3 separate regions of the Homo sapiens genome follow, and regions 2 and 3 are each linked to region 1. A link is an interaction called in ENCODE POLR2A ChIA-PET data of the cell type or tissue named here. Cell type or tissue: HepG2. All regions are shown on one strand. Region 1 has its middle 28 kb from the start of TMC7. Region 2 overlaps LOC124903656 (a long non-coding RNA gene). Region 3 overlaps SMG1 (SMG1 nonsense mediated mRNA decay associated PI3K related kinase).

What was found. Peaks named below come from ENCODE experiments on the same cell type or tissue, not always from the same donor. Only the 100,000 strongest peaks of a DNase experiment are listed, where the experiment ranks them.
Region 2: POLR2A ChIA-PET joins it to region 1 with 5 read pairs; 2 of 35 experiments call an interaction of 5 or more read pairs at or near these places.
Region 3: POLR2A ChIA-PET joins it to region 1 with 6 read pairs; 5 of 35 experiments call an interaction of 5 or more read pairs at or near these places.

Annotation. Positions count from the first base shown.
Region 1 is chr16:18,953,709-18,958,708 of GRCh38, forward strand. No RefSeq gene overlaps it. Among named protein-coding and RNA genes, the nearest start is that of TMC7, 28 kb to the right of the region's middle. In HepG2, no CTCF peak of the experiment used is centred here; DNase peaks (open chromatin) are centred at 2,413 and 4,053; H3K4me3 peaks cover 985 bases.
Region 2 is chr16:19,092,429-19,097,428 of GRCh38, forward strand. LOC124903656 (a long non-coding RNA gene) reads left to right here. Exons shown (of 2, transcript XR_007065010.1): 1 at 1-1,049. Among named protein-coding and RNA genes, the nearest start is that of ITPRIPL2, 19 kb to the right of the region's middle. RefSeq lists enhancers at 2,685-2,894, 3,285-3,344. In HepG2, a CTCF peak has its summit at 2,357; DNase peaks (open chromatin) are centred at 1,313, 2,383 and 2,813.
Region 3 is chr16:18,876,100-18,881,099 of GRCh38, forward strand. SMG1 (SMG1 nonsense mediated mRNA decay associated PI3K related kinase) reads right to left here. Exons shown (of 63, transcript NM_015092.5): 11 at 3,396-3,620; 12 at 1,032-1,133; 13 at 25-294. Among named protein-coding and RNA genes, the nearest start is that of SMG1-DT, 48 kb to the right of the region's middle. In HepG2, no CTCF peak of the experiment used is centred here; no DNase peak of the experiment used is centred here.

The DNA.
Region 1 (5,000 bases):
AACTTTCTGGACCTCTTAGGCTGGCCATTAAAACTCCTGGTGAGAGCTGGTTATTTAATTAGGCTACAAACAAAATTTCAGCAATTGCTTCTAAATGGTTTTTCCAGCCCTGGAGGGAACCCAGGCAGGATTGGTGTGTGGTAAGGCTAATTTTTGCCTCCTGGCAGTTTTTAAATATTGCTTTCTTTTGTTTTGTTACATGTAGACCATAAATTATATAGCAAAACACCACCATATATTAGGCAAGGGACCAATTTTGTTTTCTCTCTAAAATACATGTCAAACATTGGCCTTCAAAATGACTAGGTTTGCTCATTTTCTTTTTTTTTTCTTTTTTTTGAGACAGGGTCTTGCTCTGTCATTCAGCCTGGAGTGCAGTGGTACGATATAGGCTCACTGCAGTCTCAACCTCCTGGGCTCAAGCAATCCTCCCACTTCAGCCTCCCAAGTAGCTGGGACTACAGGCACATGCCACCACACCTGGCTAATTTTTTTTTTTTCCCCCGAGAGAGTCTGGCTCTGTTGCCCAGGCTGGAATGCACTGCAACTTCCGCCTCTCAGGTTCAAATGATTCTCCTGCCTCAGCCTCCTGAGTACCTGGGACTATAGGTGCGTGCCACCATGTCTGGCTAATTTTTGTATTTTTAGTAGAGATGGGGTTTCACCATGTCGGCCAGGCTGGTCTCAAACTCCTGACCTCAGGTGATCCACCTGCCTCGGCCTCCCAAAATGTTGGGATTACAGGAATGAGCCACCATGGCCGATCCTAGCTAATTTTTTAGGAAACTTTTTTGTAGAGATGGGGTTTCGCCATGTTGCCCAGGCTGGTCTCAAACTCCTGAGATCAAGTGATACCATTTGCCTTGGCCTCTAAAAGTGATGGGATTACAGGCGTGAGCCACTGCGTCAGGCTGCTTTGCTCATTTAATAAATATGTTTTAAGGTACCTACTATATGCAATGGTGAATAAAATAGACATACTCCTTACCCTCAAGGAGCTTCAGAGCTGGCACAAGAAAGAGATAACTGCAAGTAAGTCAATGTATAACCCAAAGCTGTGTTATGAACTTGTCTCTGTGTTGCATATGTACAATCCCAATTGTGTATGTGAGAGAAAATATCTAGGGTATCATTTATAGTGGAAGTCCAAGGAAAATGACATTAGCTGGGTCTTAGGGGATGAGGAAGAAGGGGCTAGATGGAGATTTGGTGAGGGGGAAAAGATTATCAGCTATTATAGAAGCAAAGGTCCCTCAGCCAGGTGTGGTGGCTCACACCTGTAATCCCAGCACTTTGGGAGGCTGAGGTGGGTGGATCACGAGGTCAGGAGTTCAAGACCAGCCTGGCCAACATGGTGAAACACCATCTCTACTAAAAATACAAAAATTAGCTGGGCGTGGTGGTGCATTCCTGTACTCCCAGCTACTAGGGAGGCTGAGCCAGGAGAATTGCTTGAATCAGGACCCTGGAGGCAGAGGTTGCAGTGAGCTGAGATCATGCCACTGCACCCCAGCCTGGGTTACAGAGTGAGACTCCATCTCAAAAAAAAGGGTCCCTGAAGTGTGAAAGAATGTGGCAACATCTGAGAGCAGAAAGAAGAGTGAGGTGGCTCACGCCTGTAATCCCAGCACTTTGGGAGGCCGAGGCGGGCAGATCACTTGAGGTTAGGAGTTCGAGACCAGCCCGGCCAGTGTGGTGAAACCCCGTCTCTACTAAAAATATAAAAATTAGCCAGGTGTGGTGGTGGGCACCTGTAATCCCAGCTACTTGGGAGGCTGAGGCAGGAGAATCACTTGAACCCAGGAGGTGGAGTTTGCTGTGAGCCGAGATTGCACCACTGCACTCCAGCCTGGGCAACAGAGTGAGACTCTGTAACAAAATAAAATAAAATAAAGTGAGGCAGGAGAGAGGGAGTAATAGGGTTCTACAAATAAATGGAACCAATAGTTACACACAGCGGACCCTTGAACAACACGGCTTTGAACTGAGCAGGTGTCCACTTCTATGTGGATTTGCTTCCACCTCTGCTACCCCTAATGAAGCAGCCTTAATGTCTGGGGTGACACCCAAGGTTCTTGGTCTCATGGCCATAGAGATCAAGGACTTGAACACATACAAAAGGTGAGGTTTAGAGTAGAAATTTAATAGGTGAAAGAAAGAGAATAGCTCCCTGCTACAGAGAGGGGTCCTGGAAAAATGGGTTGCTGAAGCTCAGTGAATCGCAAGGGTTTTTACAGATGAGCTAGTGGGAGGCGGTATTTGATCTACACAGGGCACGGAAAACTGGTTAGGACCAGGTGTGCCGTATGCATAGGGCTTGAATCTCTGGCAGCCCCCACTTCAATTGTTTATTATGCAGGTGTATCCTCTGCCTGAGCTACTCCATGTTGCTTATTTCTTTCACACTGCGCATGTGCTAACAAAAAAGGGAAGGTGGAGCCTCCATGGTGGACCTGCCTGGCCCCAGGTCGTCTTTTCTATCCATGCAGCTGCCCCCACGGTGGACCTGCCTGGCCCCGGGTCGTCCTTTCTATCCATGCAGCTGCCCCCACGGTGGACCTGCCTGGCCCCGGGTCGTCCTTTCTATCCATGCAGCTGCCCCCACGGTGGACCTGCCTGGCCCCGGGTCGTCCTTTCTATCCATGCAGCTGCCCCCACGGTGGACCTGCCTGGCCCCGGGTCGTCCTTTCTATTCATGCAGCTGCCGGCATTCCCCCGTGCAAGCTTCCAGTTTCCCTATCTATGTTTGCAGCCTGATCTTTCAGGCTGCTCCTTTTTAGAAAGTGATTTCTTGGGCTTTTTTTTTTTGTTAGAAGGGAAGTTCTACTGAGGACTCTCTTGCCGTCATTGTCTGCCTAAATAATTTCTTTCTATCTCCTGTATCACTAAGACAGCGAGACCATCCCCTCCTCTTCCACCTCCTCTCAGCCTCCTCAATGTGAAGACAAGGAGGTGAAGACTTTTGTTGTTTTGAGACGGAGTCTTGCTCTGTAGCCCAGGCTGGAGTACAGTGGCACAATTTTGGCTCACTGCAAGCTCCACCTCCTGGGTTCAAGCAATTCTCCTGTCTCAGCCTCCCACTTGAACCCAGGACGTGGAGATTGTAGTGAGCTGAGATCACACCACTGCACTCCAGCCTGGGCAATAGAGTGAGACTCAGTCTCAAAAACAAACAAACAAAACAAAACAAAGCATGCATTAATTGGCTTTAGGTTATCAGTAAGGCTTCTGGTCAATAGTAGTCTATTAGTAGTTAAGTTATGGGGGAGTCAAAAGTTATATGGGAGGCTGGGCATGGTGGCTCACCCCTGCAATCACAGATTTTGGGAGGCTGAGGTGGGAGGATTACTTGAGCCCAAGAGGTTGAGGCCATGGTGTGCTGTGATTGTGCCAATGCACTCTAGCCTTGTTGACAGAGTAAAATTCTCTCTTTCTCTCTCTCAAAAAATAAAAAAGTTTTGGCCAGGCACGGTGGCTCACGCCTGTAATCCCAACAGTTTGGGAGCCGAGGCGGGCAGATCACCTGAGGTCAGGAGTTCAAGACCAACCTGACCAACCCAGAGAAACCCCATCTCTACTAAAAATACAAAAATTAGCTGGGCATGGTGGTGTGTGCCTGTAATCTCAACTGCTTGGGAGGCTGAGGCAGGAGAATCGCTTGAACTCGGGTGACAGAGGTTGCAGTGAGCCGAGATCGCGCCATTGTACTCCAGCCTGGGCAACAGAGCAACACTCCATCTCAAAAAAACAAACAAACAAAAAACATGGGCATGGTGGCCAGCACTTGTGAGGCTGAGGCACAAAGATCACTTGAACGTGGGAGGCAGAGGTTGCAGTGTGCCGAGATCATGCCACTGCACTCCAGCCTGGGTGACAGAGGGAGACTCTAGCTTGAAATTATGTCTTCAGGGATTCTAGCCACAGTTAGACTTGGCTGAAAGAGGCAGGTGCAAGTGAGCAGCAGCCATCCCCCAAGGCCACTGTGGTTAGATGTGGCAATAGACACAGATACCTGTGGGCTCCAGTTTGTCCTTGCTGTCCTCTGCATCTAGCTCTTCTCCTGACTTCTGACCCTGATGACCAACACAGCCCCAGGCCCACCACCAGGTGCTTGGTGGTAGTAGCTACATACAGGCACAGGTTACCATAGAGCGTTCCCTTGGCCATCCTCTTTCAGTGACTAAATGTGCCTGGCTACTCAGATGGACTGGCCAGTACCTCCTCTGAGCCTCCAACTTTCCTCCTAGTCTGTCCCTTCCCCAGCTTCTCCTATGATTCTGTAAGGTCTAATTCCTAGAGTAACTCTCTTATCCCATAGCTCATAGTATTTCTGCATTGAGCCCTGACTGCTGCAATGAACCAGGCTACGCAGACCATGGTGAAGGCCAAGAGAAGCTACTGAAGATCTCTGAGTTAGGTAGTTGGCTTATATCTGTGGGTGCGGCTCCCTTAACTATAGCCAGGTTCAAGATTCTGAACAGAATAGTGTGCTGTGTGGAAAAAATTGCTGTTGGACTGTTTTCCAAATCCCCACAGCTGGTTCCTGCTGTGTTCCCATCTTGTGGGCAAGTAGTTATTAGGATCTTGTCTCAGTCCAGACAAGAGGAAGTGTTTGTGTTGTCATCTGAGAGCCCAAAACAGACTCCTCTTGATTAAGATGGACCCTGCCGGGTGCAGTGGCTCACGCCTGTAATCCCAGCACTTTAGGAGGCGAGGCGGGCAGATCCCGAGGTCAGGAGTTTGAGACCAGCCTGACCAACATGGGGAAAACCCGTCCCTACTAAAAATACAAAAATTAGCTGGGCATGGTGGGGCGTGCCTGTAATCCCAGCTACAGGAGGCTGAAGCAGGAGAATGGCATGTGGCGTGAATTCAGGAGGTGGAGGTTGCAGTGAGCTGAGATTGTGCCACTGCACTCCAGCCTGGGTGACAGAGCAAGACTCCATCTAAGAAAAAAAAAAAAAAAGATGGACTTTAAGGTTAAGGAAACAAAAATTACC
Region 2 (5,000 bases), 140 kb after region 1:
TCCACACAGTTGCCTAAACTAGAGGCCAACATGTATTCTTTCTTCAGCCTCACCCTCAACATCTAATTAATCTTAAAACCTGAAATTTCACCTGCTTGCATTGCTTTCAAATCTATTTCCTTGACAGGTAGAGAGGTTTGGAAGGATGATCCTCAACTCGTTGGAGTCATTGTGTCTCCCTTTCAGATCCACAGCAGTTAGTAATGATTTCACTTATAGGTCAGAAGGACCATGGACCTATTTGAGGCATTTGGAGATTTATCATATGTGAAATTAGGAAATTGAAAGTTATTGGGATTGATCAAAGCACATGAACATAAAATATACTTCACATCTCCATACTTCTTAAGGTGATGAAGAAGGGTGTGGCTGATGATATTGTTTGTTGAGGGATCTGATAGTGTCCAAAGAAAAATTATCTGCAATTTTCTTTTCCCTTCCTTCCTTCTTTCCTTCCTTCTTTCCTTCCTTCCTTCCCTCCTCCCTCCCTCTTTTCTTTTCTCATTTCTTTTCTTTTCCCTCCCTCCCTCTTTCTTTCTTTCCTTCCTTCCCTCCTCCCTCCCTCTTTTCTTTTCTCATTTCTTTTCCCTCCCTCCCTCCCTTCCTTTCTTTCTTTCTTTTTCTTTCTTTCCTTCCTTCCTTCCTTCTCTTTCTTTCCTTCCTTCCTTCCTTCTCTCTTTCTTTCTTTCTTTTCTTTCCTTTCTTTTTCTTTCTCTTTCCTTCCTGCTTTTATTTCTTCTCTCTGTCTCTCTCTGTCTCTGTCTCTGTCTCTCTCTCTCTCCTGTTGCCTAGGCTGGAGTTTAGCTCACTGCAACCTCTGCCTCCTGGGTTCAAGCAATTCTCCTCCCTCAGCCTTCTGAGTAGCTGGGACTACAGGCTTTAGAACTGGCGGCTTTATAAGAAGAGAAAGAGAGATCTGAGCTAGCACACTCAACCCCCTTGCTCTGTGATGCCCTGTGCCATCTCGGGACTCTGCAGAGGGTCCCCACCAGCAAGAAGGCCTTCACCAGAGCGGCCCCTTAACCTTGGACTTCCCAGCCTCCATAACTGTAAGTAATAAATTATTTTCCTTGTAAATTACCCAGTTTCAGGTATTCTGTAATAAGCAACAGAAAATGGACAAAGACAATCACTATTTTTTGAATCAATGAATATTGAATGAATTATCTATAATAAACAGAAATACCTGTTAGGTGAACAAAAGTCACAGAGTAGGACAAGGATCATTCTGTTAAAATAACTCTGAGTAAACATAGCTGCCTGCCTTTTCCATCCCTCTGTGTGGTTAAGATAAGCTGTGCCTAGTTTGGGCTTTGAGTTTTCACTCATGCAAAGTGAACACTGGCTTCCTACTGGGCATGGTGTGGACTGGAGATCCCAGGTGATTGACAAAGTGGATATTGTTCAAAACCTCCTAAAACATGCAGGTGTTGAGGTGGTCCTTCATGCAGGGTCAGAAATGAAACACATCAAATTAAACCTCAGGTGGCTTTGCAGAAGAAATGGAAGGTAGATTATGTGCTCCGCACAGCCCTGACACGAGGGCAGGGCTGACGATCCATCACTTTTAAGCGCACGGTGTGGCGTAGATCACCTCCAGCTGCAGGAAAAAAAGGCTGACCTTTAGATAGGGCTATAAAAAGAGAGCCAAATTCACTCCTTCTTTGCTCACAAAGTGCCCTCAACAAAGGAGGAAAAATGAAGGACCTCTGTGTCCAAGAGCCAGGTACACAAAGGCGACTCGGCATTTTGTCAAGCTGATGGTCAGAGCATGAAGTGACAAAGAAGGTGGCTAGGCTTGGGGGAGCCTTATGTGTCTAGGTGAGAAGCTGCCAGTGTGACTGTCAGCAGAGAGGAGCATCTTGTTAGTGCCAATCTTGCAGCACGATCAGGTGAGCAGGGAGGTGGTTTAGAAAAGCTGCTCAAGAGGTTCCGGAGCAAGGAGTCCCAGATCACTGGGAAGTTAGCTTTTTTAATTTTTTTTTTTTTTTTTTTGAGACAGGGTCTCGCTGCATCCCGGAGGCTGGAGTGTAGTGGCGTGATCATGGCTCACTGCATCCTCAACCTCCTGGGCTCGAGTAATTTTCCTGCCTCAGCCTCCCGAATGGCTGGGACTACTGGTGGGCACAACCATGCCTAGCTATTTTTTTTTTTTTTGTAGACAGGGTCTCACTATGTTGCCCAGGTTGGTCTCAAACTCCTGGGCTCAAGTGATCCTGCTATCTCAGCCTCCCAAAGTTCTGGGATTACAGGTGAGAGCCACCATGCCCAGCCCGAGGTTAGTTAGCTTCTGAGGATTTAGAAGTTACATCCACATTTCCATGAATTCAACGGGTTGGGGTAGGTTGAAGGATATTATGCCCTCTAGCAAGAGTATTTGAAACTGCAATGGACTCCAATATTTCTAAGCGAGAGTTATTGAAGGTTTCAGAGTAAGAGACCTGTTCATTCTCTCCATCTCTTTCCATGTGGAGCTGAGGTCGGGGGAGGTTCCAAGGTCAGCCAGGATGGTGAAAATCACTATTGTCAAAGACGCCCTTGAGTACAGAGTCTCCCAAGAACTCCATACACATAGTTTATTTTTTCCCAGGGCCGGAACACATCGCTGCATTTCTTCAGTTGAGCTCTATCAAAAGTAAAACCTTAGACAAATTAAATTTAACAGAGTTGAATTGAGCAAAGAAAGATTCATGAATTGGGCAGCCCTTGAAACAGAATAGGTTCAGGGAGACTCTGGTGCAGCCACGTGGTCAAAGAAGATGTATGGACAGAGAAAGGAAAGTGAAAACGGAAGTGAGGTACAGAAACAGCTGGATTGGTTACAGCTCAGTGTTTGCTTTATTTGATACGGCTTGAACAGTTGGCCTTCTGTGATTGGGCAAAACTCGGTGATTGGCACATGAGTAGTTTATGGTCTGTTTATACCTCCAGTTAGGTTACAGTCCATTATGGATGGAGAAACCTTTACACAGAACTAAAAATATGTTAGGAGGCAGCTTTAGGTTAAGCTTAATTTAACAGCTCTGTAAGACATTGTTTCTAGGGATGATGTTGAAGGAAAATAGAAATCTTTATTATTATTATTTTTTGTTTTGTTTTTGAGACGAAGTCTCACTTTATTGCTCAGGCTGGAGTGCAGTGGCGCGATCTCGGCTCACTATAACCTCCACCTCCCGGGTTCAAGCGATTGTCCTGCCTCAGCCTCCCAAGTAGCTGGGATTACAGGCACGCACCACCATGCCTGGCTAATTTTTGTATTTTCAGTAGAGACGAGGTTTTAGCATGTCGGCCAGCTAGTCTTGAACTCCTGACCTCAAGTGACCTGCCCACCTTGGCCTCCCAAAGTGGCTTTAGGCTAAACTTAATTTAATAGTTCTGTAAGACATTTGTTTCTAGGGATGACGTTGAAGGAAAATAGAAATCTTTAAACATGAGTCATACCCAGCAGGTGGGGAAACTGGCCTAGCCTGAGGGGCCAACAGCCAATTTCAGTTCCCTTCTCACAGGCCTTTCAAAGATTCACAGGTAGATGGACTCCCCGGCAATGTTTGTGACTTTCACATTCTTCCATATTCTCCCTCTCTCTCTCTCCCTCTTTTTTTTTTTTTTTTTTTTTTTTTGGTGAGATAGAGTCTTGCTCTGTCACCCAGGCTGGAATGCAGTGGTGTGATCTCGGCTCACTGCAACCTCTGCCTCCCAAGTTCAAGCAATTCTCCCGCCTCAGCCTCCTGAGTAGCTGGAATTACAGGCGCCCACCACCACGCCTGGCTAATTTTTGTATTTTTAGTACAGACAGGGTTTCACCATGTGGGCCAGGCTGGTCTCGAACTCCTGACCTCAAGTGATTTACTCACCTCAGCCTCTCAAAGTGCTGGGGTTACAGGTGTGAGTCACCGCGCCCAGCCTCCCACTCCTTTCTCGCTCTGTCCTCTTTCTGCCATATACTTATAGCTGAATTCACATAAATTAAAAGTGTCCCTAATTTGACTTTACTATATTCCAGACATCGACAATGTCCGTCCATTTTCATATGTTCCATTTTCATTTCTAAGTATTTTCTTCTGAAGAGTCTTAGAGGTACAAATTACCAAATTGTAAACATTGTAGGCTGGGCGTGGTGGCTTCTGCCTATAATCCCAGTACTTTGGGAGGGTAAGGCGGTTGAGGGGATGCGGGGGTGTTACTTGAAGCCCAGAGTTAGAGACCGGCCTGGGCAACATAGCCCAGACCTAATCTCTACAAAAAATAAAATAAAATAAATTGAGGTGGGAGGATTTCTTGAGTCCAGGAGTTCGAGACCAGCTTGGGCAACATAGCAAGACCCCATCTCTAAGAAAACAAAAAACAAAGAGCATTGCGTTTAGGTGTCATTGGATTTTGTGATGAGGCTTCTCTGTTTCACCCTAAGGGAAAAACTGGAAGCGATTTGGTTACCCATGGAGGCATTAACATAGCACGAAAAAAAGTGACCGATATTCCAAACCAGCCACCTTTTCCAGATCAGAAGGTTCCAGTTAACCTGCTCATCATTAAATTAGTATGCTACAAGGCCAGGGGGTGGCTCACCCCTCTAATCCCAGTACTTTGGGAGGCCGAGGCGGGTGGATCACTTGAGGTCAGGAGTTCGAGACCAGCCTGGCCAACATGGCGGAACCCTATCTCTCCTAAAAGTACAAAAATTAGCTGGGTGTGGTGGCACATGCCTATAATCCCAGCTACTCAGGAGGCTGAGGCAGGAGAATCCCTTGAACCTGGGAGGTGGAGGTTGCAGTGAGCTGAGATCAAGCCACGGCACTCCAGCGTGGGCAACAGAGTGAGACTCTATCTCAAAAAACAAACAAGCAAACAAAAATGAGTATGTGACAACTCTTCTTGCATCTTTTCTGAAAATTCCTGCAGTCTTATCCCATATCTGCTGAAGGCAAAAGCAGACACTTGTGTGAAACTCAACTTCAGCACCATCTTCTGTGAAACCCAACTTCAGCACCATCTTCTTTTTT
Region 3 (5,000 bases), 78 kb before region 1:
AAGTCATTACAATTAAAGACTCACCCCTATTAGTGAGTTTTTGGCATTTCCAATTGTAGTCAGGGCACTGAGGTCAAATATAACTACAAATTTTGCATTGTCTACATTGAACACATGATTCTTAAAAGCCTCATGTTTTATTTCAGAACAGGCCTCAGGAAGTTGTAGACTGTGTAGGAGGTTGTTTAGGGCACAAGTCATTTCTCCCAATATTAACTTATAGGCAGTCTCCAAAACAGGAATATTCTTCAAGCTGAGCACTGCTTGATAAACAGCATGGGCTACAGCAACAACCTGAAAAACAAAAAATTCAAGGAAGTGATAAATGGAAAATAAATCTTCTAAAATTATATGGAAAATAAATCACTATCTGTATTAGTGCTGACGATACAAATAAATTTAAGATCGATCAATTCACTGTCCGTAGCACTTAATATTTTAACTTTTTAAAAACCAGTCAGAAAACTGACACAGATCAGTATGCTATTTCAAGTCTATAAAGTTTTATCACAAATACAGAGTACTATAAATGAAAACTGTCAATATGAAATTTCCGAAATGGCCGTTTTTTTTTTTTTTTAAATAATCAACATCAGAAGACATATGCAAACAGCAGTTTAAGACTGGGTTTCTTAAATCTACCAGGAAAGTCTGTGGTGGATTTGACTAGGGGGTGGTTGAAAAGCCAGTCATTTTTGTTTACAAAATATACAGTACTTCTTAATTTATAACGTTATAAATGTGTCAACTTGTTTTACCCTTATGAAAATTTAAATTTATAATAAATTTATAATAAATTTAATAACAGCAAAAGATGCATAGTCTGAAAAGAGTATCTGGCACATCATTCATGAAAGTATTCAGTATGATTCTCAAGAAATACAAACTTAAAAGAACAAATACAATCACTATATTCTAAATCAAACATTTCACATTTCACTCAATTTCACTTATACAGCCTGGTAAGCAACATTAGGTCCAACTCTTCAGTGACTCAAGTTGTCAAAATTCATTATCAATGTATTACTTACCTCTTTTTCTTTATGATAACGCAAGAATAGTAGTTTAGATGATGGTATAAACAGTTTTTCTACAAATGATGATGGCAGTTTCGTATTTATCTGTTCAACAATCTAAAAGAATAAAATTTTTAAAAAATGAGCTTCTCCAATTACAAAAAGACATGGAGAAACCTTAAATGCACACTGATAAGTGAAAGAAGCCAATTGAAAAGGCTACATACTATATGACTCCAACTACATGGCATTCTGGAAAAGGCAAAACGACGGAGACAGTAAAAAGATCAGGGATTGCCATGGGCTTAAGATGGAGGGAGGGAGGAGTGGGGAGAGGGAACGAGGAAGGAGTGGGTGGAACATAAAAGATTTTTAGGGAAGTGAAACTATCCTGTATGATACTGGTAATAGGGGATACATGTCATTACACATGTTAAAGTCCATAGAATACATAACACAAAGTAAACTATAAAATTAGTTAATAATAATATATCCATATTCGCTCCTTTGTAATAAATGTACCACACTAACACAATATGTTAATGAGGGGGAAACTGTTGGGATGAAGAAGGTATATGGGAACTCATTGTTTTCTGCTCAATTTTCTGTATATCTAAAAAATAGTCTTTTAATTTAGAAAAATATATCTAAGCTATATTTTAAGGCCTTAATACTGTGACATTAAAGTGTTTAGACACCTAAATAGGACACACGTATTTTACAGTTATCATGGGCATTTTTTCACATTAGTAAAAAGAGGTGTAATTCTGGCAGAAATGCTCAGCAGAATGTCATCTAGAATTTGCTTTAAAATACTCCAGTTGGAGATGAAAGGATAGCAAAGAGGCCTAGATGAAACCAGATGGGCCATTTGTTTCTAATTATAGAAGCTGAGTGTTAAATATGTACAAATTTATTATACTATGCTCCCTATTTTTATGTGCTTCAGAATGTCCATAATAAAAGTGAGGGGAGGATATTTATGGTTAAGAAATTAAAGGAGGCCAGCCGGGCGCGGTGGCTCACGCCTGTAATCTCAGCACTTTGGGAGGCCAAGGCAGGCAGATCACGAGGTCAGGAGATCGAGACCATCCTGGCTAACATGGTGAAACCCCGTCTGTACTAAAAATACAATTGCACCACTGCACTCCAGCCTGGGCAAAAGAGCGAGACTCCGTCTCAACAAAAAAAAAAAAAAGAAATTAAAGGAGGCCAGGCATGATTGCTCACACCTGTAATCCCAGCACTTTGGGAGGGCAAGGCAGGAGGATTACTTGAGACCAAGAATTTGAGGCCAGCCTAGACAATGTAGTGAGACCCCTTCTCTCCAAAAAATACAAAGGTTAGCCAGGCATGGTGGCATGCATCTGTAGTCCCAGATAGTCGGGAGGCTGAGTGGGAAGATCACTTGAGCCCAGGAGTTTGAGGCTGCAGTGAGCTCTGATTGTACCGCTGCACTCCAACCAGGGGAATACAGCAAGATCCTGTGACAAAAAAAAAAAAAAGAAAAGAAAAGAAAAAAAAGAAAGAATCTGGTGCATAGAGCAATGTTTCCTCAAAAAACACAAGTAAAGCTACACTGAGACTAGCTATCAACCAGTAAAAATAGAGGCCTGGTAGAGTGGCTCATACCTATAATCCCAGTACTTTGGGAGGCCAAGGCAGGTGGATTGCTTGAGCCCAAGAATTCAAGACCAGCCTGGGTAACATGGCAAAACTCCATCTCTACAAAATAATACAAAAAATTAGCCAGGTGTGGTGACGCACGCCTGTAGTCCTAGCTACCTGGGGGGCTGAGGTGGGAGGATCACCTGAGCCCAAGAGGTCAAGGCTGCAGTGAGCCAAAATCATGCCACTGCACTTCATCCTGTGCAACAGAGTGAGACCCTGTCTCAAAAAAAAATTGCATTAAAAATAAAAGTAAATAGACACTAAAATGAAAGCACAGATTATAACTGATGAATGTACTCTAAGAAAATAATATAATAAAGCAAAGCCCTTATTTTTTTTTCTTTTTTGGAGACAGGGCCTTTTTTTGTCACCTTGGCTGAGTGCAGTGGCACAATCAGAGCTCTCTTCAACCTCAAGTTCCTGGGCTTAATCGATCCTCCTCCCTCAGCCTCCCGAGTAGCTAGGACTACAGGTGCACGCCACTACACCAAGCTAATTTTTGACTTTTTGTACAGATGGGGTCTCACTACATTGCCCAAGCTGTGCCAGAATTCCTGGATGCAAGCAATCCTTCTGCTTTGGCCTCCCAAAGTGCTGGGATTACAAGCATGAGCCACCATGCCCAGACAAAGCCCTTAATTTCTTACATATCGATTTAAGGGCCTGAATAAACCAACACATTAAAAAGGAAAAGAATAATTCACATACCAGCGTGAGTAAATTCAAGACTGAGATGATATAATCGGTACCACAAGTCTGGCAATTCTCCAGTTGGTCTAATCCATATGTAATGACCATGTCACAATGTATAGTCATGCTAGGATCCAAGCTGCCGAGCAAAACACCAACACACTCATTAGCAGCTGTCAACACAGCCTCAGAAAAAAACACCTGGTTTGCAGCCGTCACACATCTCATTACTCTGTACAGAACCTGTAAATGGGGAAAACAAGCAGCTTTTTAAAAAAATTCACGTGCTTCCACAAAGCAAGAAAATACTTTTTATTTAATGCAATTTCAACTGAAAATTAACTGCTTGCCTTGCCAGCAGTCTCTTAATATTCTAGTTCTCAGTAGTTGAATAATAATGATATCTTTAGTACAGTATGTAAACATGATCTTGGCTAAAAAATCCTAAAGTGCTATTATGACAGGAAATGGAATCTGCCATCCTCTATTTCCCATATACCCAACTTCGTTTCTCCCAATGTCACTAAATGGCGGAAGCTCAGAATCTTTATCATGAAATACACCACCACAACAGTAATGGTATTGACAGCATGGGAATAGCCTGCCCACACATACTACAAGCTAGCTCTTGGGCTTTTGGGAATCAATCTTTTAAAACTAAACAGACAAGTCACTTTAAGCTTATTAAAGTTTCTATCTACTGATGGTCTCTTTTGAAAGATAAGCACTCTCATGCTTACCACAAAATACCTTCAAAAATCATATTATTTCCAATACACACACAAACAAAATCCCCCACTTAACTATAATGGCCAATAATTGTGTACTAAATTTCTAATAAAATAGGGGAGAAAACAGAGCAAATGTTAAAAAATATTTCTATAATATTTAACAACCAATACATACAGGATTTTATTTAGTCTACCCATAGTTTTCATTAAAAGTATCCTTGGAGGTTAGGCACAGTGACTCATATCTATCATCCTAGCACTTTGACAGGATTAGCTGGAAGGTTCTCTTGAGTCCAGGAGTTTGAGACCAGCCATGTCAACATAACAACACCTCATCTCTACTAAATTTGTTTTTAAATTAGTTGGGCATGGTGGCTCGCACCAGTAGTCCCAACTACTTGAGAGGCTGAGGTGGGAGGATCACTTAAGCCTGGGAGGTCAAGGCTGCAGTGAGCCAAGATCGTGCCACTGCACTCCAGCGTGGGCAACAGAGACCATGTCTCCAAAAAAAAAAGGGGGGGGGCGCGGAGGGGGAAGCATTCTTGGCCATGCACAGTGGCTCATGTCTATAATCCCAACACTTTGGGAGGCTGAGGTGGGAAGACTGCTTGAGGCCAAAAGTTCAAGACCAGCCTGGGAAACACTGAGACCCCATCTCTACAAAAATAAAAAATTAGCAGGAGCTATAGTGGGAAGATCACTTGAGCCCAAGAGATAGAGACTGCACTGAGTCGTGATGGCACCACCCCACTTTAAAAAGAAAAAAAAAAAAAAAAGCTGGGTATGGTGACACTCGCTTGTAGGGCTGAGTGAGGTGGGAGGTTCATATGGGCCCAGGAGTTCAAGATTACAGTGAGCTATGATTGCTCTACTACACTCCAGCCTGGGTGAC